Regions from separate parts of the Mus musculus genome. Here all the other regions are linked to region 1. A link is a loop called in an ENCODE intact Hi-C map of the cell type or tissue named here. Cell type or tissue: left cerebral cortex. All regions are shown on one strand. Region 1 holds the start of C1ql3 (C1q-like 3). Region 2 overlaps Rsu1 (Ras suppressor protein 1). Region 3 has its middle 41 kb from the start of Pter.

Region 1 (8,000 bases):
TTGCAGCCATAGCATACAATGTAGCACACTGATGTTGCTGTTGGTCCCATAGGTTTAGAAGGAATTTCCATAACAACTTCAACTATGTTACTGGAAAGAGAAAAGAGAAAAAAAATGTTGCTTTAATAAGGGACATTGCTGCCATCCTTTCTATCCTTGTAAATAAAGCATGCCAATCTAATTTTCTCTTCAATTGCTGCTTTTTCTGATTCCTCGAATCTCCACATCCAGTCACATTTTGAAATGGAAATAGCAGTATTGTTTTGCATTTTAATTTAAATCAAATAACAGCATCCCGACTAACTGTGTACTTCAATGGGTCATCCTAATTATTAGAAATCTCATATCTCGAGTGGTAAAAGACCTAGAGAAAATAAAGAAAGAAAGCTTTCGGTTTGGAAAGCTTTGGAAATCTGACACATGCAAAGCCCCTTTTATCCAGGCTACTTCAGACACAGCGTGACTCACTTAAGCATATTTGTTTGCATCTCCCATATTTTCAAACTTCTTTTTACTTCTTTTGTGTCTTTTTATCATATAATTATATAATGCCTTTAAATCAACGATTTAAGTTCACCAAATCCAAAAAGTTATAGAAGGGATTAAATGTGTGACCTAAGATTGCACAGTTTTCTAGGATTGCTGGAGGTTATTGTTGAATTGCTCTTCCTTTTTATGAGATTGTCAATGTATCTGGCTTTGAGGATGGGAGCAAACTATAATCTGCTTATGTTCTGCCTTTGTTTCATTAGAGGGTTGATCAACATTTGCAAACAGTCAAATTGCATATCATATCATATCATATCATATCATATCATATCATATGGACATTCTGCCACCACCCCTCCTCAAGCTATGCCTCAGCCTCATTTAGACATATTTTGATTCTGCCATGGGAAAATGTTTCAAAAGGCAGGCTTGTGTGTGGTTTATTTCAGTAACATGTCTTCTACTCTGTGGCTTATTTCAGTTCTACTGTAATGATATTTCCCTGAATAGCATAGCAAATGATTTAGTGGCTTTTGTAAACCTGCATGATGTAATAATATATGGCTTGGGGTATAATATGCTAGCTTTTATCACTTGGCAGAAAGAAAGAAATCGGACATAAGTCAAGAATTTCCATATATGTCTTTCAGAATGTAAATGGTGGGTTTTCAAATTAAATTTTCATGGGAAGATATGTTCTCACATTAATGCTGAAATGCCACAAAAGGAGAAGGCTCTTTGACACCCTATGCTTGGAATGTAATTTGAGTAGTATTTTAACATTTTTTTTTCCTTTCTGGGTATCATATAGCAAAAAAACGAGAAGGGCTTAAAGGATTTGGAATTGCTCATCACTATGCTAGCATTAATATAATGAAACCAATATGCTGCGTGATTACACTCAAAGCTTTGATTCAAATGTGTTTGCCACTGGTGAGGTGATCCATTTTAACCAATATGTAACAATGTCCTTGGACTTCATAATATGTTTTTAGGAATTAATCTTTAGTTTGTAGAAGCTGAAGGTTTTCATTTACTCATTTCATCTAGTTACTAATTCTTCGTGAAGGAAATCTACACAATGAGAATATCATCATTCTGGCTTGACTATTAGAACATGTGGATTTTTAAATGGATGTGAAAAAATTAAAATGCAAACTAGCAACTATCTATATTAACAATATTTGCTTTATTATCAAACTAATGTACTTCCCAGCTATTATTATTAATACGAATAGCGTTTATACAGCATTTTTATTATATGCTTTCTGAGTGTTGTCCATCTTCATTGTTTTCTACACGCAAACTTTAGGACCCAGGACTCATTGATTTAGAGATTGGAACCTTTTGAAAATATACAATGTAGGTCTTTGTTCTTTAGACTAAATGAAGTAAGTGTTGCCATTTTGAGTCCAGAAAGCACAACCAGAGAAACCTGCTAATGCATTGGTGTGAATCCACACACTAGAAGGTTATCCTTTGCACTTCTTATTTCCTTTGTTGAATAAAACCAGTGTGGTAGCTTTATCATAGAAAGCAATTTCCTAACATTCGAACCTATGTGACAGTCGAGGACCTTCCCAGTTAAATACCCACCATCTGCCAGTGGCCGTGATGTCAGTAGCCTGTCCACCCATCACACTCTAAGAGTATAATGGGACGTGGAATTTCAAGCTCTGATATCTATCCCACTGACTTCAGCAATTCTTCCTCGAAGCCATCAAACTATTGAGGAAGGTAATGTGTTCGCCTTGAAGGCTATTTTCAGATTCCTAAATGTGCACCGATTTCCACATTTTGTCGGGGGAGTATAATGCATCCTTTTCTGGCCCAATATACCTACTTCTTCCTAAATTCACTTTAGTATCTTTTTTAGAATGTTAACTATATAGTTTCTTGGCTTTATCTTCAGTATGCATTTCTCTGCTTTTAAAGAGAATACTAATTTGATATAGCACATCATCACTCTTTCTGAAAAATAAATATAAAATCCCACAGTATTACTCTTTCCAGTGTTGTTCACATCCATTGTTACCATAACTAATAAATTCTAAGTGAAAGGCTTATCACTAATTATTGTATATGACTCATTTTCTGGCAATTTAGTTTTTATTATGGTGGTTTACTGTAATGACATTATCGTAACTGTGCTCAGAAACTATTCCTTCAGGTTTTTAACTACAAGTATCCAAGCATTAGAAATTTTTCCTGTATTTATGTAAAGTTATTTGAGCTCCATTTTTACCTTTCATATGCACTGTGATGGGCTTTCAACAAATGATATGATGAAGTGTAGCTAATGGTTGCATGGGGGTTATGTACTGCTTTATAGTGAGTGATATGTTTGTAAGAATATTGTAAGCTGTATAGTTTTAGCATTGTCTTATTACTGAGGGATTATCATTGTACAAAATATTTATGGCAACATTTACTAATTGAATTAATCGTTGCTGATGTTCTGGAAATTTGATTTTCATTGTACTCCAGTGGAACCATAAACAAAAGGTTAAGTGGTACATCAGGTTAATTTATTGCCCTTTGATGTTTCCATCTGTGACCCTCCATTCAACACAAAGCATAAATAAAATGGCACTCATATGGTTGTGGTCCAGAGACATTGCTCCCTCCGAGATTGAAACACTGCATTCCTCCCTCATTGTTAATATCTGTGCTTCTCAAAATTCACCTAATCCACAGAACATCACTCTGGCACGGATCTCTGAGTTGATGTTTTATAAAAACAAATTAAGTTATCTCAGAGGGGGAAACTGTGACTAATAAACAAGCATACAGACTATGACTGAAAATCAAGAATAAAGTATTTATTTTAAAATTAATTAAAAAGATTTTTTTTTACACAAGATTTTCCACTTGGCACTGGCTGCAGCCAGACTTTACAAAAGTGTTTTATTCTAAAGACAAAACTCCTTAGCTGTAATATCACAATAACCACTTTCTAAGATGATCCACACTGAACTCGGATGCATGCTGCTGTTTACCACTCTTCATATATTTTTCTGAATTACCTATTACCCACTTTTTTTTTTGAGACAAGCAGCCAATGACGAGCATCAGAGGGGTTTTACCCAGGTGCTTTCCTGATTCCCATAGACCTGAATGTTCAAGTGTTACAGGAAGCAGCTTATGCCCTAATGAAATGGCTTAAAAAGAAAACACATGTACCTTTTAATTTTAGAACTCATATTCTGAGGACTTCTACTCGCTGCTACATGCATAGACTTTACAATCTAACTACCAATGTCTGACTCTGTTGCGCTTCTTCCTAAGGCTTCTTACATTTGCAATCTCCAGCTCTTTTTTAAATTACCATTTCTATATTGTTGACAAAATGAGACCATTTGTACATTTTAATGAGTGACTCTAAAAACATATTTTTAGTATAGTAGTGTTTTACAGACCTAACTTTTGAGTCTGAGAGCTACCTGCTGGGGGCCACTTCATAAGTTATTTGGTCAGCCAGACACAGCACATCTATTTTCGTATAGTGAGTCATGTCCTTTGTAGCCACATTCCTGCAACTACCTAGCCCATTGTCCAGGGAACAATTTTTATTTCTCTTAATACTGCTTTCATGCATAATAACTGTAATGAACAACCCTGCCAGTGCCTCCTGGTGGCCATGTTTTCTTTTTATTTTTTTTTCATTTTTAATTTTTTTTTAAATTTTGTATTATTCCTAGTGTCCTGGGTGTTCTTTGAAGGGATTTGCAGAAAAGAAGATACCTTTTAAAAGTGTATCATAATTAGGACATTCATCTTTTACCTTTGGAAAAAATCTGACACTAAAATGAGTCTTGAGTAAAAGGAAGGAAGGAAGGAAGGAAGGAAGGAAGGAAGGAAGGAAGGAAGGAAAAGAAAGAAAGAAAGAAAGAAAGAAAGAAAGAAAGAAAGAAAGAAAGAAAGAAAGAAAGAAAGAAAGAAAGAAAGAAAGCCCTAAAGGTGCTCAGTAGAAAATTGCGTCTAGATAATATCTGAATTTTCAGGGGACCAAAGACCTAGAGCACGCCGGCCCTTGATAAGTCAAAATTACTGCGTGAAACGAGGTATCTTGAAGGTGATGACAGGGACGCGGGATCTTTCTTCTTGTTGGTCAGTAAGCAAAGTGTAGGGCTCAGGAACTCAGCTAGCACAGTTGGCTACCAGTACGAAGGCCTCACCACCGGGTGCCTGCTACTTGGACTGTGCAGAAGGTCTGATTACACTTTTAGGTAGTTAGAAGTGTATTTTCTCCCTGCGGCTACAAGAACAAAGATGCTTCGGTTTTGCACTGACTTGACTCTAACAAAGGCAAAGTAGTCCTGGCCCGCACTGCAAGCCAGTGTTCCTTGTGGCACCACCTACCAGCTCTGAAGAGCAGGTCCTGATTCAGGCTCATATGAGGCTATTTTGCAGCCAATGCAAAGCCAGGCAAGGCAGCTGTGATCAAGTAGGCTAGGATTAGGAAGGGCCTCTGCCGCGCTGCCCTGGAGATAGTGGGTGGTGAAAGGGCTGAGCTCTGACCCGGCAACTTCCCGGACCACTTTCTTGTTCCTTTTCCTACTCCAAGAGTGGGGGTTCCTGTGTTTGCATGCCAGCTGCTATACTGTTACAGTGTAAATGCAACTTTTTCTGTTCCCAGCAGTTCTTCCTTTGGAAACTAACTGGAGTGTAAAGTGACTATTGAGTTTCACCGCCCAAAGCCTCTCAAAGGCCATGCCATTACATGCGCGCGGCAGAGTGCTGTCTGAGCCCTGGGCAGCCTTGTCTGAGACTCGCTCTTGGGGTCCTTCCATCCTCCCCGGAATGCTGGTCTATCTCCTCTGAATCTGGAGCCCTGACACGCCCATTTCGGGCTTCTGAAACCTTCTACATTCTCAGAAAAAGGCTGGAAGCGACTCTAAACTGCAGATAATGCCACAGACCAGGGATTCCCGGCCTGCTGTAAGACAGTTGCTGCAAGTTCACGAGTTGGCCCCGGGGCCAAGATCCCAGTTTCTCGCCCCTCGAGGGTTATGCTCTCAATTGCACGCGCCGAGCACGGTTCTGGCACCCTAAAACTACCTTGTCTGGGCTGCAAGGCGCTCTCCTCTGCGTATGACCCCCGCCTTTCCAGCATGTCACAGAGTCCCCCTCGCTTTAGCCCGGGGAGCCGGGTTGCCGCACCCTTCCTCCGCGGGCTCCCACCCCCATTTCCGGGGTCTCCTCCCTCTTGTCAGCACCTTCTCCGCCCTCCCCACTGCCTGCCCGCGCTCACCTGGTTGTTTTTGCAGAGATCAGCCCACATGCTGGTGCCGTCCCCTCCGCGCATCAGGACGTGGTAGGTGAAGAAGTAGATACCCGGTATGGAGCAGGTGAACTTGCCCGTGGTGGGATCATAGTGGTTTCCGAGATTGGTTACCACGTCGTCGAACTTGAGCACCTCGTAGCCTTCGTGCTGCCGTTTGAGGCCAGCGTAAAAGGCGATCTTGGGCACCGTGCTATAGGTGGCTGCACTGATAGCCCCGGCCGCGTTCAGGCCGGGCGCCCCAGGCGGGCCGGGCAAGCCTTGGCGACCCGGCTCTCCCTTCTCGCCCGGGGGCCCCACGGGGCCCGGCGGTCCGGGCTCTCCCGGGGGCCCACGCGGGCCTGCCTTCCCCGGCCTACCGGCCTCGCCTTTGGGACCCTGGATGAAAGTGGGCAGGGACTGCATAAGGCCCCGGTCCGGAGTGGCGGCGGTGCTGGGAGCCTTGGTGCCCCCATAGGGGTCGCAGACCATGCGGCAGGTGCCCAGCATCTCGTAGTGAGCCGACGTGCCGGCCGAGCTCACCAGCACCGGGATGAGGATGACCAGCAGAAGCACCATCACCACCCCCAGCGCCCCGGCGGCGATCAGGCGCCTCCTGCTGCCCACGAGCCGGCTCAGCGCGGGCCGATCCTCTTGTCTGCTTTTGGACAAAATTTTGAAGGTTGGGCGGGGACCTCTTCAGAGCCGAAAACAATCCCCCTTCGAACCCCAACTCCCCTGGGCGGGCGCGCGCCGGTCGCTCTTGACCGGCTCCTGCTCCCCCCCGCTGAGGCTGCGGCTAGGGAGGGAGCTGGGGCGCCAAGTGACTTGAACTGAAGTCCCGAGCTGGGGGTGGGGGTTGGGGGGAGGGGTGCTCAGGGCGCCCTCTCGCCTCCTGCCAGCCCCTTCGCACCTGTGGCTGCGGCGGGTGCCGGAGCGGCCACCCGGAGGGCAAAGCCAGCTGCCGCCTGCTGCGCTCGTCCGGAGCAGCTCACACTTTTATGCCGCTGCTGCCCGTGATCGACTTTTCCTTTTTTGCAGACTGCGCCAGTTCTCACCAACTTTCTGTCTGAAGTTGCCCTTTTTTTTTTTTCTGCTTCTTGCTTTTCTTTTGTTGGCTTGGTTCGTCTGTCCTTGTCTCTTTTTTTTTTCTTTCTTTCTTTCTTTCTTTTTCTCCTGCAACTCCAACAGAAACGCACCCCCCAACCCTAGAGGGCTGCGGTTGCTTGGGGTCGGGAGGCCCCTGAGATGCGCGGAGCAATGGCAATTCGCAGGATCCGCGGCTCAGAGAAGCTCAGGGACAGAGGAGATAGGAGCTAGCCAGCAGCATCGAGAGCCTCGCCGCCGAAAAGCTGAACGAGAGAGCTGAACGCAGAATTCTGCCTGGGTACCACCTGCCAGGAGAAGAGGAGGCTGACAAACGCGCGCCGGAGCAATTTATAGGAACCCAAGGCACAGAGGAAGGGGAGCCGCTTTGGCATCTCTCTGCAGCATCTGCTCTGCTCATCCCACTCACACAGAGTTTGGCATTACTCTGACAATGTGGGATTTTTTTTTTTCGGCCTCTCCCCCCTCTCAGCAAGGGATGAACAGTGAAACCCTGAATACTTCCTTGTCTAGCCCAGACGATGGCAGCGCCCTAGCTGGTCATACTAGGGGGAGGGAGACAGCTGCGCAACTGCTCTCAGGACTCAAGGGTCACACCTAAATCTATTTCCCCAGTGCCAACAGCTCTTGTTGGAGGTGGAAGTGAAGGTTGAAAGGAGGGAGGTTTGATGACAACATTTCTCCTCTGGCTCATCCACAATCAGTGCTTCAGGTGTTTTTCAAAATGCCACTTTTAACATAAGGAGGGCTCTCTCCAATTTTCCAGACAGTAGATGTGCGTGCTTTTTTTTTTAACCTTAGCATTTGCTTCCATAGCCTTCTAGATGAAATAAGATGAGAACAGTGACGTGTACTTAAAAACCAAAGGACATTTCTTGATTTAAATGAACTTGCCCACCGCCCAAAAGGAGGAGGGCTGGTTCTTTTCACAAGTGCCAAGGGCTTGAGCATGCATGTGCATTTGACTCAGAGGCTTCCAGTTGCAGAGCCCTTCAGGAGACACCATCATTGGACTTGAAGTTGCATTTGCTTAAAAATGCAGCGTGCAGGAGAAGTCATCCCTTGTCCAAAGGCCTTTGAAGGTCTTACAATAAAGCAAGTGGTATTTGCGAAAGTGCTGGTTTTCATGAGACAGAGTTCT
Region 2 (8,000 bases), 230 kb after region 1:
ACTAAAGTAATTCTACCTGTGGCTAATCAACAAGTATTTGCTGAGCATGAGTGCCCAAGGGCACACATGTTTCATGGGCCTCCTTAGGATTCTGCAGCTTAAATAGTTTTATGAACCACAAAACCACAAAAACAAAACAAAACAAAAAAAAAAAAATCCTGAGTTAACCACTGCACAGACACACAACTGTGGTGTCACCCTCTTACCAACTACAAAGCGAACAATCAGTTATATAAAAATTAGAAGGAAATTGTAACAAACAAGCAATAAAGTGGGTTTGTAATATGAAGCCAAACAGGCAAAAATGTACGTCCCTGAGCTACAAAAAGGGCATGCACAACCACACGCAACTCCTAAAGATATGACGGGTGTGAACTGCCTCCCTTCTGAGCAGACACAATTTGACTGGCACCTAGAGTCTGCATTAGCTTAGCAGAAAAGAAATATGTTCCTAATCACACGTGGTGTGGTTTTGGTTCCCCACTAACTCAGTCACACATCAGCAGCTAGCTTTGCCTGGGGAGCTGGTTGGGACCATCACATCCAAAGGAGGAGAAACGGCTCTGGAAGCCGGGGAGAGGAAGTGACGTCCAGTGAAACGGAAGATCAGGACAGACATCCTGCTTCAAAAAATACCTCGAAAGTTTAGAAAGACGAAGAGAAACAAGAGACAAAAATTAAAAAGACACACATCCTCCATCAACAGAGGAAGCAAGCTTGGGGCGTAAACAACCTGCTCAGCCTCTTTGATGTGTATGCTTTATTATATGTAATACACTATAATAGTATAGTTAATATAATGTAGTATATGAACACATGTATGTTCAGGTGTGATTATGAACAATAAGCGGCAGATAACACTTAATTAAGTCCAACCGTCAGCACTTGCTCAGAGCACCGTTTGCCCACATTTCTGCCTTTCTTTACAACTGAGAATGACCACGGAGAGGCCGCATGGGGTGCTCTGCCTATCAGACCATGTGCTTAGAGGCTGAGGAAAGGGGTCATTCCGTGAACAGGGAAGAGAGGGGAGGTGACGAAGATGGCCAGAGACAGAACAAGACACACAAACCACCCTCCAACCTTGGCAAGTCTGCCTGGTCTAACGGAAACAAAGATCAGAGCCACAGAAGTGTTCGGTCCATTAAGCACTGGGTTTCCCTTGCCTGGAACAGTTAAAGTGCACACATAAATCACTTAAAGAAGTAGCCAGGGGAGATGGCAGTGCAGAGGCTCAGGGTGCAGAAGATCAGAACCTCTGACTCTGATTATTTAACCACGTTAAGTGTAATTCCTCCACTTAACAGAGGGTACAGTTTGATGAATGCTATCTCTCGCCTTGCTTAATTCTCAGTTAACTCCACATGTGGGGTGCTGTCCCCCACAGCCTGATGAGCTGTGGGGAGCCTTCTGTTTTACACACCACATGGTCGTGGTTTATTTTGAAGGGGAAGAGGGCCTCACAGAAACAAGGGGAGTTCATCTAAGCTTTCTGACGGACGGCATAGGAGCTATGACTTCAGAGATGAAAGTGGTAACATAAAGAGAAGAAGGAACATAGAGGTGAGGAGAAAGGATACTGAAAATAAAAATTATGAAAAAAAATCAAACAAAAGACAGTTCAGACTGAATAGAAAATCAAAATTCTGTCAACAGTTAATTAATCACACCAGGACAAGTCTGTCCTACTGGACTGAGTAACAGAGAAAGCGAAAGTGGTCACAAGAATTTTATTACTTAAAAATTAATATATATGTATATATGTATAGGCACATTCCACTCAAGACTAGGGGTGGGCTCTAAGATTACAAATGCAATCTTATTTTTAAATGTAAATTCAAGCTAATAAATCAGGTGGCGCCTACTGGCACTTTTTATACCTGCTTCTCATTCATTTAGAAAATCATCTTTTGAACGCTCTGGAAAACTTTCTTCAAGAACCAGCGTCAAGTCTATCTGCTCTGCAAATACACCACTGCTGCCTTCACTCAGTCCCGCGGTTTCCAAACCTGAGATGTGCGGGCTTAAAGAACTGATGTACGGGCAGAGCAGGACCCAAAGCCAGTGACATCACAGGAGAGCAGGACCCAAAGCCAGTGACATCACGGGCACCATGTGTGCTTCTGAAGCGACTATGCTCAGTTTTGCTTTAATTCTTAAAACAACGACAAAGCTCAATAATTTAAGAATAATTAAAATACATACACCTGTATATTGCACATCCTAGACTATGTACACACACTTCCTTTGTTCTTTCTGTCTCTCTCTGTCTCTCTGTCTCTGTCTGTCTGTCTGTCTGTCTCTCTCTCTCTCTCTCTCTCTCTCTCTCTCTCTCTCTCTCTCGTGTGTGTGTGTGTGTGTGTGTGTGTTTTCTGTTGTGCTCAATTTAACCTTGGCTGGCTCGTTATGGTGCTACATCATCAGAGAACACTGTATGCATGCATCATCAGAGAACACTGTATGCATGTTCTATTTTGCTATTAAGTCACTTCTGTTTGACAGGCGTTGACCTCTTCAAGATCAGCCCCTAGGATGGAAACAGGACAGTAATTTGGAAGGTAGCAGGCTTATCTACCCCACATGACTGTCCTCACAGCCTGTCATATCACTCAAGCCGTGGTGATTGATGCCCTCCCATTTAAAACTATATCATGGAGGATTAACATGTTGCATTTCAGAGAGCTTCCTCCTTAGCATAGAACAGGTCCCAAGAAAAAGGATACTAAAGTAGGCACATTTTAGGTGGTGGAACTGGCAACCAAGGGACCAAAAGAAACATGGGCTTTCAGGTGAGGGTGAGATGTCACGAGAGCCAGCAGCAAGCAGACAGCAAAGACCATGGTCTGTCAGCTGAGGGTGAGGTCCGTGGGAGCCAATCTCCTTTGACTGTACCCAGGCCTGTGGACCAGCCTGGGCCTGGATCACTCTCACATGTGATGACCTCACATGCCTGCTTATTAAAGCCAAAAATAACAGCACGCAGCCAACTGCAGGCAATTTTTCAAGGTAACCTGACGACAGGGACCAACAGGGAGATATTGTTTAATTAATAGCTGTCAGGCTCAAAAATACTGTGTGCATACTTTTTCAACTCCAATCTCTCAAACGATGGCACAGTAACAAGCTGATAAATGTGCACTAATTAAAAAAATAAGCTATTGATCAAAGCTTCTGTGTTATAAATACATTTGTGCTCTGTTAAGATGCAAACAGCAAGTTGTTTTGATACTGTCACGAGACAGATTCATGGCACAGGAGATTTATTTTGCATATCCCCCCTCCTCTTTAACTTCACCCAGGCCCAGGAGCAGGAGTCTTTTGCATGCAGGATGACAGATAAGATATGAAAGGGGGGAGGACAGCAGACCCAGGAGCAGCAAGGTCTTGGGAGAACGCTGAAGGTCACTTTTATAAATTGAGACGGTTAATATTTCTCACTCATCCCAACAATCTACTATGGCTATGAGAAAGGTTTTCAATTTATCTCATTTGCAAAGCCGGCTCCATTCTCTGCTTTACAGCTGGACCTGGACATTTCAAGTTGCTGTATTTTTTTTCTTTCTAATCTTTAGTCTGCCCAGTTCACTTACAATGAGACTCCTGGTACATATCCTCTTCATCTACATAAAATTTACGAGCATTGTCTTAACTTTCTATGTCCTCAGAATACCACCCTTGGCTAAAAACAAACAAACAAACAAGAGTTGAAATTGCTAAAGAAAATACCCCAACATTTTCTTGTTCACTAATTTCCTATCTAAGCTATCACTAATGTGAAATCGCTTTTTTGAAACTCAGATTCGGCTCATAGTTCTTGGGTTTACTGCCTAACCATTTCCAATATATTAAATGACAAGATAAAGCCCACAGCTAAGACCCAAAACTACAGCTATAGGTGGCAATATCTCAGGAAAAGCCCACATGACAGTTAAAAGTTCAAAGTACCCAATCAGGTGATTTCACATTTAGTGCCACACACTTAGGGAACACTGAGACAGAGGGTTGCCCAGTGACTGCGAAGACAAGAGATGCAATCTGTGTTTACTGCTCAAACTGATGGGAGCTCCATGCTTGGCCTGCAGAGGCCACACATGAGAGATGCTGTTGGTTTATTTAAGCTGTCTGCAGTGTTCTCCGATGGATGTTTATACAGAAGCACTTTCCAAAATTAAGGATTTCCGTGTTGAAAGGAATGCCTAGAGACGTTTCTTTTCTCATGTTGGAGGTGACCCATCTCATAGCACGCAGCATTCTTCCTTACACAATGCCACGTATTAGTACAAACGTCAGTCTGAATGTGAACAAATGAATATTTCCCAATTCTAATGGCTATTTGTAAATTAACACCTCATCACAGACGTGTGTGTTGAACGTCCTGCTATGGAAAATTTTCAAAAACACCCAATACAGAACAGTGCTGAAAGCAATACATTTCCTTCTGTTTAGACATACTGGGGAAAGAAGAATTGTTCCTAACTCAAGAAAGCATTTTTCAAGGGGGGGAAATGGTGTGTGGCACTGAATATATATTTCAGTTTTAACAACCACACAAAAAAACAAACACCTCTTTTGATAAAGATCTATTGTAAATGTGACAAAACCTCACTATGTAAATGGCACCAGCAACATGCCCTGTGGTACAAAGCCAAGCCAGAGAGCTGCCAGAAACATTTCTTCTGACAAAACAAACTTGTATTTCAATCTTAGGTACCAGACCTGGGGGGGGTACCCAAATCTAATGTGTGTCTCAACAGTGACCTCTAGTGGCCAAGCCCTAAAATGACTGTCTCCCAAGGAAATAAGGCTAAAGTTTCTGAAAACTTGGGACCAAATTAAAGAGCCAGCTTAGGACTCAGAGCTAGCCCTCACAAAGAATGGCGTTTTGAAGGTCATGGCAAAGTCACTCAGGGACTGTGGTAAACACTTGTCTCTCTTCTTACTGCATCTGTCCCAGCAGGTAGGTTCTTTGCTAGGCCTCCCAAACTGCGGGGGACTTCACCACCTGACTGATGCTCTTCTCCACTGGTATTACTTCATTAGTGCCTATTTCATATGCAACAGGCTTTGAGTACTTCTGTGGGATACAAAAGGAGAAGATGGTATTTCCAACCTCAATGAGTAATTTGGGGACACATACATACGGGGGTGGGGGTGGGGGTTGAGAGAATGCTAATCTGACTTAAAAAAAGAACAGCCCAAGCCCCAGCCCCATGTCCATCACACGCAGGAAGCTAAAATGGAGCTCAAGCAGGCAGGAGCCCAGGAAGCGGCTGAGGAACAAGGGTCCCTGGAGTGGTTTCCAGCCAGCTTCCCCTAGTTACAAGTACTGCAGAGCATCATAGCACCACTACCACACAGCACCCCTCAACCACAGAGCAAACCCACGACTGCACAGATGAAGCAGATGTCAGGCTCCGGGACACAATGCACTGTTTCTCTGGGGCACTAAGATCTAGTGTGCTGGGAATAAGGACATGGTGAGAAAGGCAGAAGACGGTGGCAGATTCTACACCAGCTAATCCCCGAGAGGCCTACTGATCCAAGGGTCCCCCTCTCAGCCCTAGCCCGCCGTTTCCTCTCAGGCTTCCCTTATCCAGTGTCTGCTTCCTTTGAGCAATCTTGAGTTTACCCAGGTAAACTAGACACAGAAATGATTCTTGTTAAGAAAAAAGAAGAAAGGAAAAAAAAAAAAAAGGTTAACATTCAGTTGGAGCAGCCCAGTGCTATCCTAGCAAGCACGAAGACCTGGCTTACCCCCAGAACTATAGAAATAAATAAATGAGTACACAGAAGAAACAGAGCACGTTGTTCCTCCTCGCCACCTCCTTAAACACACCACAGGCTGGAGCATGGCTGAGAAAGTTACTGCCGGCATTACGACTTTACCAGACTCCATCAACATTTCATTTAAATGCTTTACATGTGATGAAAACGAATCACCAACAATTATATCTGGGACCTTAGGTTTTTAATTTCCGTCGTTTCATAGTTACAGAAGACCTGACGAATCTCTGCATACAGACCAAGGCATGCAGCTCATGGTGGCAAAATGCTTGCCCCATATGCACAAAGCTCTGGGTTCCAGCCCCAGCATTGCAAATAAATAAATAAATAAATAAATAAATCTTTAGAAGGATGTCAAAATCAGATCTACATAAAGCAAGAATGGCCTAAGGTAAAATAAAACATTAGAAATAAAATTCTAGAGATGAGGAGAAGGATTAGTGGGTAAAGCGCTGGCTGCAGAAGCTGAAGACCTGAGTCCAGATCCCGGCATCCACATGAAGACAGGATGGACGGAGGCTTATGCATCTGTAATCCCAGCCTGAGCGAGAGGTAGAGACACGCGGATCCCAACCAGCCAGGCTAGGCAAATACGCGGGCTCCAGGTTCAGTGAGGAACCCTGGTGCACAAAGAAAACCAGAGAACATGTGAGGAACACCTGGCTTGGACCTCTGGTGTCTAAGCATTCATGTATTCACACACATGAACACAGAAACACAGTGCATGAACATACAATACACATACATTCTGCACACAAAGATACTGGACCTTGGGATGATGAAGATACCTTAGAGCATTCATAACTACATTTGTATTCTATTACCCCACGTGGATCTTTAGAGGTCAAAACCTCTAATAGAAAAAGGACTGTTAACCCAGTGCCCCAGTGAGCAGATGTTAACTCAGAAGCAAACGGTGTGGCCCCAAACAAGGTCCCAGACTGAGTAAGCTAGTCGTTCCTTCCATCATCAGGCGAGCGGAAATGTCAGAGTGGTGTCATTGGCACTGTGCTGGAAAAACACAAATACTTTAGCAAGAGAAAAGTAAGCAGTGCTGAGGGGTTTATCTTTTGAGCCTTTTGAGCGGTTTTAATGTAGCCTTGTCAGCCAGTCCCTATTAAACAACAGAAAGTGAAAGACACTCATTAGAATAAAAAGTGACAGGGGGTGGGCTCAGCCATGAACACATAATGCATATTTATACCGCTGTCAAATGGACATATTTACTATAAACACTTGAAAAACCGCAGCTAAGTCATCGTTTAAATGGCAGAAAAATAGTAAAAGATGCTAATTTGACCTTAGTGGAACAGATCGAGTGTCAACGGCACTACAGGATGGCTTGAAATAGAACCCACCAAGACAATTAATTAACGTTTCCTGGATTAGGTCAAGAGTATCTCAAACGCGAGGAGACGGAGCAAACAGGGAGAGAAGACAAAGGTTGGGTCCCTTCACAATCAATCTGTTTAACAGGAAGCACAGTTTACCACATTTACCCCTCTCTTATGTATCTCAGATCTTATAGCTTGGAGATTCCTAAGGCTTCGGTCTGTGCAGATACGGTAAAGGACTCAAACAACAGCTACTGGGATGCTTTTGAGAAGACTAGATCAAGGGATGGTCTATAAAAATGCACCACAGCCGACAGTCTTGCATAAGCAATAGTGAACACAGAAGACCCGCCAATCAGCTAATGTTTTCATAAGCTGCTAACGTGGAGTGTCGGGAATTCCTGCTCAAAGCCCTAAAGAATTCTGAGATCACGTGGTGGTGCACCTTTCAAAACAAATTGCCAAGCTCCTCTGACCTGGAATTGTGGCTACCAAGGGCAGTAAGAACAAGTGCTATAACAACGAGACATGTGCATTACACAAAGTGTACGTGTGACACAGAGGTCTCATTTTCAGCCTCTGTGGTCACCGCCACTTAAACATGACAATGATGGTACTTGGCCTGTCCTCACCAATGTGCACTTTGCCTAAAAATGACTTCATCAGCCTTTTTGCAGCACACGAGGGGCCCTCCTTCACTGCCATTCTTAATTCTCAGTAATCAACAGCTCGGTGACATAGCCTCCAGCTCTGTCTAACGCACACGCACACATAAATCCACAACACAAATCCCTCACCGTGACATTCCGCTCAACTTCACTAGACTCGGAAAGCCCCCTAACAAATGCTTGCCACATGATTAGGAAATCACTCAAGTCTACA
Region 3 (8,000 bases), 130 kb before region 1:
TATTTCAACTTATTCTTTTCATAGTACTTTTTATTTTACGTACAATGTTTAAACCCATTGAAACCTAATATGGTCTTGACATTAATATACTTTTTAAAAAGAAAATTAGATATGTTTCAATGTTATAACATTTAAGCACATTTCATTAGAAGTTACTAAGGAGTTTAAACAGATAGAAATGTATTTCTTCACAGAGAACTATAATATTAGTTCATATCTCCTATGAAGATCAAGGGATGACTTGGAAGATTAATGGGATTAACTTTAAAAAGTGATGAAATTTTCATAAGGTAGAAACTCATAAGATGTAAAACAGACTTAAATGCACTTTAATGAAAATTCCAGTGTCATTTGAAACCACATTGCAGAATTCTTTGGGAAGGAAATAGGAAAAAAGCTATACAAAAAGAACAAAATCTGACCAAATAATACTGAGGCCTAGAACCACCATAAACTATTTTTTACAAGATTGATTAACCATTTGATCTGTGAAGTTACTCTGTGGACTTTGACTGAACAGTGGTTTAACATAAACCCAGTGGTTAACCTTTATTTGAAAAGTAAATAATGATCCACAGAAGTTCCTCATTTAGAGATGAGTCATTGGTGACCACTGTCCACATCATTGCCCTGGACAAATGGATATCTGTCTCATGATTACTTGCTTCAGGTCCAATCGATGTACATATCAAGCAAAAGATTAATGAGTCAAGAATTTCTGTCCTTGGTTACTTCGTTTCTGCACCAAAAGAGGATGTCATGGCAACCAGGATGTAGAGAAGTGATTGAGGGATGCTGCTGAATTTTGGGATGGGGAAAACTCTTTTCAGGAAGTACTGAAGCTAAGGAGAAAAAAACATGAAACAGAAATTCTGTCTAGAAAAGGAAAAGGGGGGGGGGACTGAAGAAAGTTTGACCTTTAAGAAGAATAAGACCTTATGTGTCACGCACTCTGGTCGAGTCAGCTTGACAAGCCGAGAGGCTTGGAAGCTACTCACTGAGGCAAAAGAGTTTCACAGAAACTCGCTCCTGGAGTCTGGCATTCTCTCTAACCCATACATTAATTTTCCATTCCCGCGTTAGTCTAGTGTATGGATCCACGTGCTCTCTTCCAGTATTATCCTATTATAAGTGCCTTTTAAGAATGAATTCTGACATAGCCAAAGCCTTCCGCCAGTGTTCCAACAGTCCTAGAACGTCCTTGAGCAAGACCATGGGCTTAAAATTCAGTAAGAATGTTGCTAATCAGAATAGCCTCTGGTACTACACTATCACTCTGAATAAAAGCTAAGTCACTCCCTTACACAGGAATTTACCATCACTAAGGAAGAAAGAAGTTTCAGACCGAAGGAGAAACCAGAATAGATACTTAGAACTATAGTGGAGTTACACCCATACACACATATTTACAATGGCCTAAGGGGAAGGTGGACTATACAATAGACTAAAATAAGAACTATGGCAAGGGCGCGAAGCCCTTGACCCTGGCTTCTAAGATTAAGTGAATCTTAAGTGGAGCCCTTGATGATCCCAGTTGTTAACAATGAATTCTATCCCAGGTGGTTCCCGTTAGACCTTTTGTGTTTGCATTCCTCTGTTTTATGTAAGATTCCAGTTACCTCATTTGTACCTTGCAAATATGTCACCCAACTTCCTTATTGTCTTCTGCATAAAAATTCTGATGCTCGATTTGACAAATACATTCAGATCCAACACAACCTCTCCTGTGTGCATCTATCTGTCAATTCATCCGACGCTTTGTCCACCCGCGACTAGAGACGCGTTCCACACAGACAAAAGGGCCCAGAAGGTCTGCGGCACTTATGGATATAATATAAAATACAAAGTTCCTATATGATGTGGAAGTAACAGTAATCCAATGGTTCAAAGGATTTTGAAGACATCAAAGTAGGTAGTTTCTCAAGCACATTTCAGGCAGGTGTGATGTGTTAACCAGTTGTCAGAAACCATCACCTTCCAGAAGCATTCAGGAAATTCTGAACTCACAGAAATGTCATTTTCTGCCTGTTTGCCTTCCAGAAGCACCCAGGAAGTGTTAAGCTCACATTTCTGGTATGTTCTGCCTGTTTCTGTCATTACGGATTTTGCATTGTGCAATAATTTCATACTTCTGCTTTCTCCCTACCACATCATTCCCTTACAGACAGGGTGTACAAGTTTTGTTAGGAAGACAAAGAGCATCAAGTATAGGAATATGAATGGGGACAATAATCAGAAATGGCCTTTAGTGTATCATTTAGTAGCTATCCAAAGAGTACTTTTGGGCAAATAAACTGAGATGTTTATATTCAAAGTAGCATAAAGGAAAGTAGCTACAGAGTTTAACTGAATTATGATAAGGAAAACTTCGCTCTCATCTCCAGAAAGGCACATAAGGAGCAAGAGAAGATATTAGTATACTGCTAGAGGTGGGTAGGAAATAGGCAAAGATAGAGGGATCTGAGCTGGACAGCCACTAGCTCCATAACATTCTTGGTATATACTGGAGATAAGTGGAATCATGGAAGAGCTTATGGGAAGATGTTGACCAATAAAAAAGAGTCCTAAATATTTCCAGAGAAAGAAAATTGAGTTGACTCTGAAAAACCTGCATTCGAAAGAGATCAAAGAAGGGTTTGTAGCTTTTAGATTGGAATATTCCAGAATGTGATGGAGTTCCCATTCTCTAGGCATAGAAATCATGGAAATTTAGATAGCATTTGAATGTAGGAGTTAGCATAGATGATCTGTGGAAGATTATCTCAGTGTACACTGAAGTCAGTATCCAAACAGAAAGAAACAGCAGGTGAAAGAAATCCAAGAAGCCTGTACCCATAATATGTGTTTGATCTAAAAAAGGATTATAACATTAGTCTTAGCCCCTCTTCTAATGACCTCAGGGTTAGATACCTTAACCACTTTTGTTTCGAGGTTTATAAATACAGCATAGCATTGCCCAAGCTTCAAGAAAAATTAACCAACTGGACAAACCTATAGAATCACATACATTTCCATTAATGGTTTGAGTATTCAACCACAGCCAGCATTAACAACCAAAAGAGGGGCCTACAAAGCTTGAACCCAACAAAGACGTCCTGGTTCCAAACAGTGCTGATTAGAAAATGCCAGCACAAATGGATGGACCTGGAGGGTATCATCCTGAGTGAGGTAACCCAATCTCAAAAGAACTCACACGCTATGTACTCACTGATAAGTGGATAGTAGCCCAGAAACTTAGAATACCCAAGGTACAAGATACAATTTGCAAAACACATGAAACTCAAGAAGAACAAAGACCTAAGTGTGGAATTAGAATTTAGAATTGGGAACAAAACACCCATGGAAGGAGTTACTGAGACAAAGTTTGGAGCTGAGACGAAAGGATGGACCATCTAGAGACTGCCATACCCGGGGATCCATCCCATAATCAGCCTCCAAACGCTGACACCATTGCATACACAAGCAAGATTTTGCTGAAAGGACCCTGATATAGCTATCCCTTGTGAGACTAGGCCGGGGCCTAGCAAACACAGAAGTGGATGCTCACAGTCAGCTATTGGATGGATCACAGGGCCCCCAATGGAGGAGCTAGAGAAAGTACCCAAGGAGCTAAAGGGATCTGCAACCCTATAGGTGGAACAACAATATGAACTAACCAGTACCCCGCCCCCCCCCCCCCCAGAGCTCGTGTCTCTAGCTGCATATGTATCAGAAGATGGCCTAGTCAGCCATCATTAGAAAGAGAGGCCCATTGGTCTTGCAAACTTTATATGCCTCAGTACAGGGGAACGACAGGGCCAAGAAGTGGGAGGGGGAAGGGGAGTGGGGGTGTTGGGGGACTTTTGGGATAGCATTGGAAATGTAAATGAAGAAAATACCTAATAATAAAAAAAGAAAATGCCAGCAAACATAAGACTGGGGCTCCTAAGGTTCACAAAGGATCCCAAGAATGGTTAGTTTGCCTATGCCAAAATCTCAGCCAAAACTGGGAAAGGAGAAAGCGTGGATGTGTTCTCCACCTGGGCAGATGCCTAGTAATTGGTCTCTAAGAAGCAGCAGTTACGTTTCAGGTATCTGGCAATAAAGACCTAAATGCATCCTGCACTGTAAATCTTTCCCAACTATTTGTTATGTGCAAACTCATTACTTAAAAGCAGCCTATAGTTTCTGGCCCCAAAATACAGAGATTCATCTCCTTCCTGCTAAATACCTAAAAAGGGAAGAAAGGAGCAATGGAAGAAATATACCTAACCCATCACTCAGTTCACTTGGGTGACTATTTCCCTAGGCCCGTTGTTGCCTCTCCATCAAGAATTAACTACACAGGCCAATTAAGCCCAGCTCTGGTCATCCATGGGGATTCTTTTCATACAAAAATGCAGTCCTTTCCAGGAGTCTCAGTATCACCTAATGGCCTGCATAGAATCAGTGTGATGGTCTCTGGCTACTTCCCAGGAGACAAATTGATCACCATGGTAATGATCAGAGGCTCTGGTTCTATAGAGGGACACGTAAAATCCACAGAATCTTGCAAGAAGCATATCTGATTATCTCAAGAGCTGCCTCCTCGGCGTAGGCTGCTGCCGCCGATTAGGCGGTTCCCACACACACTGTAGGGTCCGTGCCAAAATGTGGAGAGAGACATATGGTTGGAAACTGAGCGGGGAAAACATGCCAACTTCTGAGGCTGCCCAGCTGCCTCTGCTGCAGTGGTCTGGGTCAGCACTGAGTAGGATGCACGCTGCCCCAGGAAAGGCTCCTGATGAATATTACCAGAAATACAACTGGATAGCAACCAGTCAGCAACTCCACTGACAATATAGTAGGAGGAAAATCCAGGCAAGCTGATCCTACAACATCAACAACAAAAATTTTTTTAAAGTCAACAAGACTCCAAATCTTAACCTCTCGTTATGATGTTACATTTTAAGATATTTTTGTGGACCTCTTAACTACTAAAGAGCAAACTATATTAATTTAAATATTTTTCTGCTATACTGACCCCCAAATAGATTGTTGACTTTTATTTGAAGCATCCCTTTGCAAGAAGAAAGAAAAAAGAAAAATCACTAACTAAAAAATATATACAAATAGAATAAATGTATAAGAAAACATGTTTCTGGTTTTTAATCACTATAATAAAACCTACATTTGTGCCACATAGGACAAAGCATCCTTTTTACTACTGTGCTGTGAGGTCAGACTCAATGAACAGCACTGGACCAGACACTGTGAATGTGTGCATCCTCATTATTATCACAGGAGGTGAAATAATACACTTCCTTGAATGACTTTATGAGTACAAAGGCCTTTGGGACAAACTCACGGATTTCCTTTCCTTTGTCACTGAAAATAATCTAGGAATACTTTTCTAAAGATCATCCAGGGAGCGAAATACTTTCTAATTCCTCAATTGAAACTTCTTATTCTTGTAGGGTCAGAGGTTGACATGCAGTGCCATAAGGCAGGAAAGATGTGGGCTAACAGTCAAACTACTTCTCAGGGGGGCACATGCAATCAGCTCTGGGTAGAAGGATGATCCCTTGCAGGACTTTAATGAGCTTGCTAGAAACTGCTGCACTGAACCTAAACACAAAACGACTCCACAATTAGGAGCTGCAATTGTCTGTTCTCCTAATGTTCTGTCACATTTTTTTTTTTTTTTTTGTATTGGATGATAACAGGTCCTTCCAACTCCTAACTAACACCTTAAATAGACGGCAATTAAATAATTCCGTGATGCTGTGTAGGATAGATCATACTTTATATTTTCAAAACTAAACCCCACCCATCTTCCTTTGTGTTATGTTGGGTTAACTTGTACTCAGTTAGGGTAGAATTGGCAGGATGTTTTACATAGTTGTGATTTGCTTAAAACTGACTCTATCTAAAATGCATAGCTTCTTTATCAGGAGAGTTGAATGAACCTAATCTACACACTTGATCTGTGAACCTCGGCTTCCTCGATGCTCAAAGAATTTGAGATGTGTGTGTGTCTATTTCAAAGGTTTCCGATAGGAATTACATGTTTGCGACATAATACTCTCTCAAAACAAAATCAATGGCATTTTCCCCTTCCTTTCCATTCACTAAAAATCTTACTCTCAAATCTTTGTGTTAAATATGCTGAAATCACAGAGTTCTATTTGCTAGGTTATTTTTAAAGTGTAGAAGAAGTAGTTTGTAGACCTTTGGGCTTGTGTTTTACTGAGTCCTGGAGAAATTGAGGAAGAATGAAACTGCGTACATATCTCCACACAGATCTGCATGTCTTTACATCAACCAAAAGCATCTTGTAGCCAAACTCAGACTTGTGGCTTTTGAAGGAACTCCTTACAGGTGTTGTGGTCCCAGATCTAGCATACTCATCGTGTGGTCTCTACAAAGTGTTGAAACTTATGGGAGTCTATCCCTTTTCAACATGTCACAGATTAAATCACAGTTGTCTTGTAAAAATTTCAAAGAGCGGCCTTGCCAAGATAAGGAAGCTCAATCCCTTGGATGGCTCAATTTCGTGAATCTCTTCCAAGGCCCTGTATCTAATACCTCTTTGTACTTTTTATTAAACTAATCTCAATTTTGTATACAAAATTTAGTTTGCAGTTAAATACTGCATATGCCCTTGTTTGGTGATTAAAAAGAAGGGTAATTCTTCCATAAATAGTATTATTGCCAGGAAACTAAGCTAATAGGTTACATGTTTGAATCTGCACATTAACTACAGAAAAGGTTACCACATAATATTGCTTACAGTTTGTTTAATGTTTAAACTATCCTAAAACATGCCATACATCCAGGCAGAAACACAGGTATCAATCTCGGGAAATGTGTGCATTTAAATTTTAGACTTAAATCTAGGACCACATTTAGGCATGTTGCAAGTTAGAATTAGGTGAGTTAGGTCATAGGATGAATTAAAAAGGGTTCTCAAAGGAAAGAGGAAATCTCAAGACAGCGGGAGAAACATTCACCAACACGGATTTTACTTCAATAAACAATGAGACACCATGAATTTCATACTCTTTTTTTCTTACCTGAACATTTTTCCCTTAGTTTTTCAAAGGAAAGAATCCTACAATATTCTTTTTTTATGTTTTTTTTTAAACAGATTCATTTCTGAGCATAACAATTTAGGAAGCCATATCCTCAAATTACCAGTGATACAAAATCGATTTATAAGGAAGATATCTTGAAACCACCTCACTTAGTTTGGAGGGGGAAAAAATGTCTTTCTTCCATAATGGATCGTTTGGAGACTTGCTCTGGGTGGCTTGGTAAGACTATTGGCCTAAAAAGGTTCTAATGAGTATTAAGTTAAATATAAGGATAGATGGTTGAAAGAACACTTAAGTCACTCCAGAAATACAACTGAGAATCCTGGATGTAAACAAGTTCCTGTGGGAGGGAGAGCTGGGAAAGGGTTATCAAGCAGGAATTAAATAGAGATGCAGCCAATCCTTCTACTAGATGAAATCTTTCTTCTGAGAGTATAGGATAGATAGATCCAAGATGCTTTCAGCGCCATAGAAGCTCCTGCACCTTTTTAAATCCAGCCAGCTCAGGATTCAGGCAATAAGTTAAAGCAAGAGAATAAGCAGAAAGCAACTAGGAGCGGGAAGAAAACTGAAGAGGGTCGTGTAGACACTCCACAGATACGTGTAAGAGCAAACAGGCAGATTCTACTGTTGCCATTGGAGGTACAGGGCCTGAGGTACTCCACCCAAATCGTCATCTTCAAAATGTATGTCCTAGAAGAGAGCCATTATGAGATGTCATAATATCTTGCGGCATGAACAGAGCATAAAGGGGAAAAGTGGACAGTAAAAAGAAAGCATAATTTTGTCAGGAAGAACTTTGTAGAATGAATGTAACTCAGCCTAAATATATCCCAAGACTGCTTATCAGTGAAATTTATTCCACATTAAGATTTCGCTGGCTTTCTCTGAAGCTCTGCAGTCTATTCATTCAGAGGGCAGCACCTTTCTGCCCCATCCCCCTCT

What was found. Peaks named below come from ENCODE experiments on the same cell type or tissue, not always from the same donor. Only the 100,000 strongest peaks of a DNase experiment are listed, where the experiment ranks them.
Region 2: a loop joins it to region 1, with 4 times the contacts of the local background. A loop is called at or near these places in 8 of 42 quality-filtered maps.
Region 3: it touches region 1 in a loop (10-fold over the local background); 3 of 42 quality-filtered maps call a loop at or near these places.

The regions. Positions count from the first base shown.
Region 1 is chr2:13,004,517-13,012,516 of GRCm38, forward strand. C1ql3 (C1q-like 3) reads right to left here and starts at 6,348. Exons shown (of 2, transcript NM_153155.2): 1 at 5,744-6,348. The coding sequence starts at 6,331. In left cerebral cortex, CTCF peaks have their summits at 4,128 (motif pointing left), 6,374 (motif pointing left) and 7,374 (motif pointing right); DNase peaks (open chromatin) are centred at 3,977, 4,772, 5,364, 5,741 and 3 more places; H3K4me3 peaks cover 5,199 bases; H3K27ac peaks cover 2,620 bases.
Region 2 is chr2:13,232,985-13,240,984 of GRCm38, forward strand. The region is part of intron 3 of Rsu1 (Ras suppressor protein 1); the gene reads right to left. Among named protein-coding and RNA genes, the nearest start is that of Rsu1, 34 kb to the right of the region's middle. In left cerebral cortex, a CTCF peak has its summit at 4,763 (motif pointing left); a DNase peak (open chromatin) is centred at 4,740.
Region 3 is chr2:12,879,098-12,887,097 of GRCm38, forward strand. No RefSeq gene overlaps it. Among named protein-coding and RNA genes, the nearest start is that of Pter, 41 kb to the right of the region's middle. In left cerebral cortex, no CTCF peak of the experiment used is centred here; a DNase peak (open chromatin) is centred at 4,622.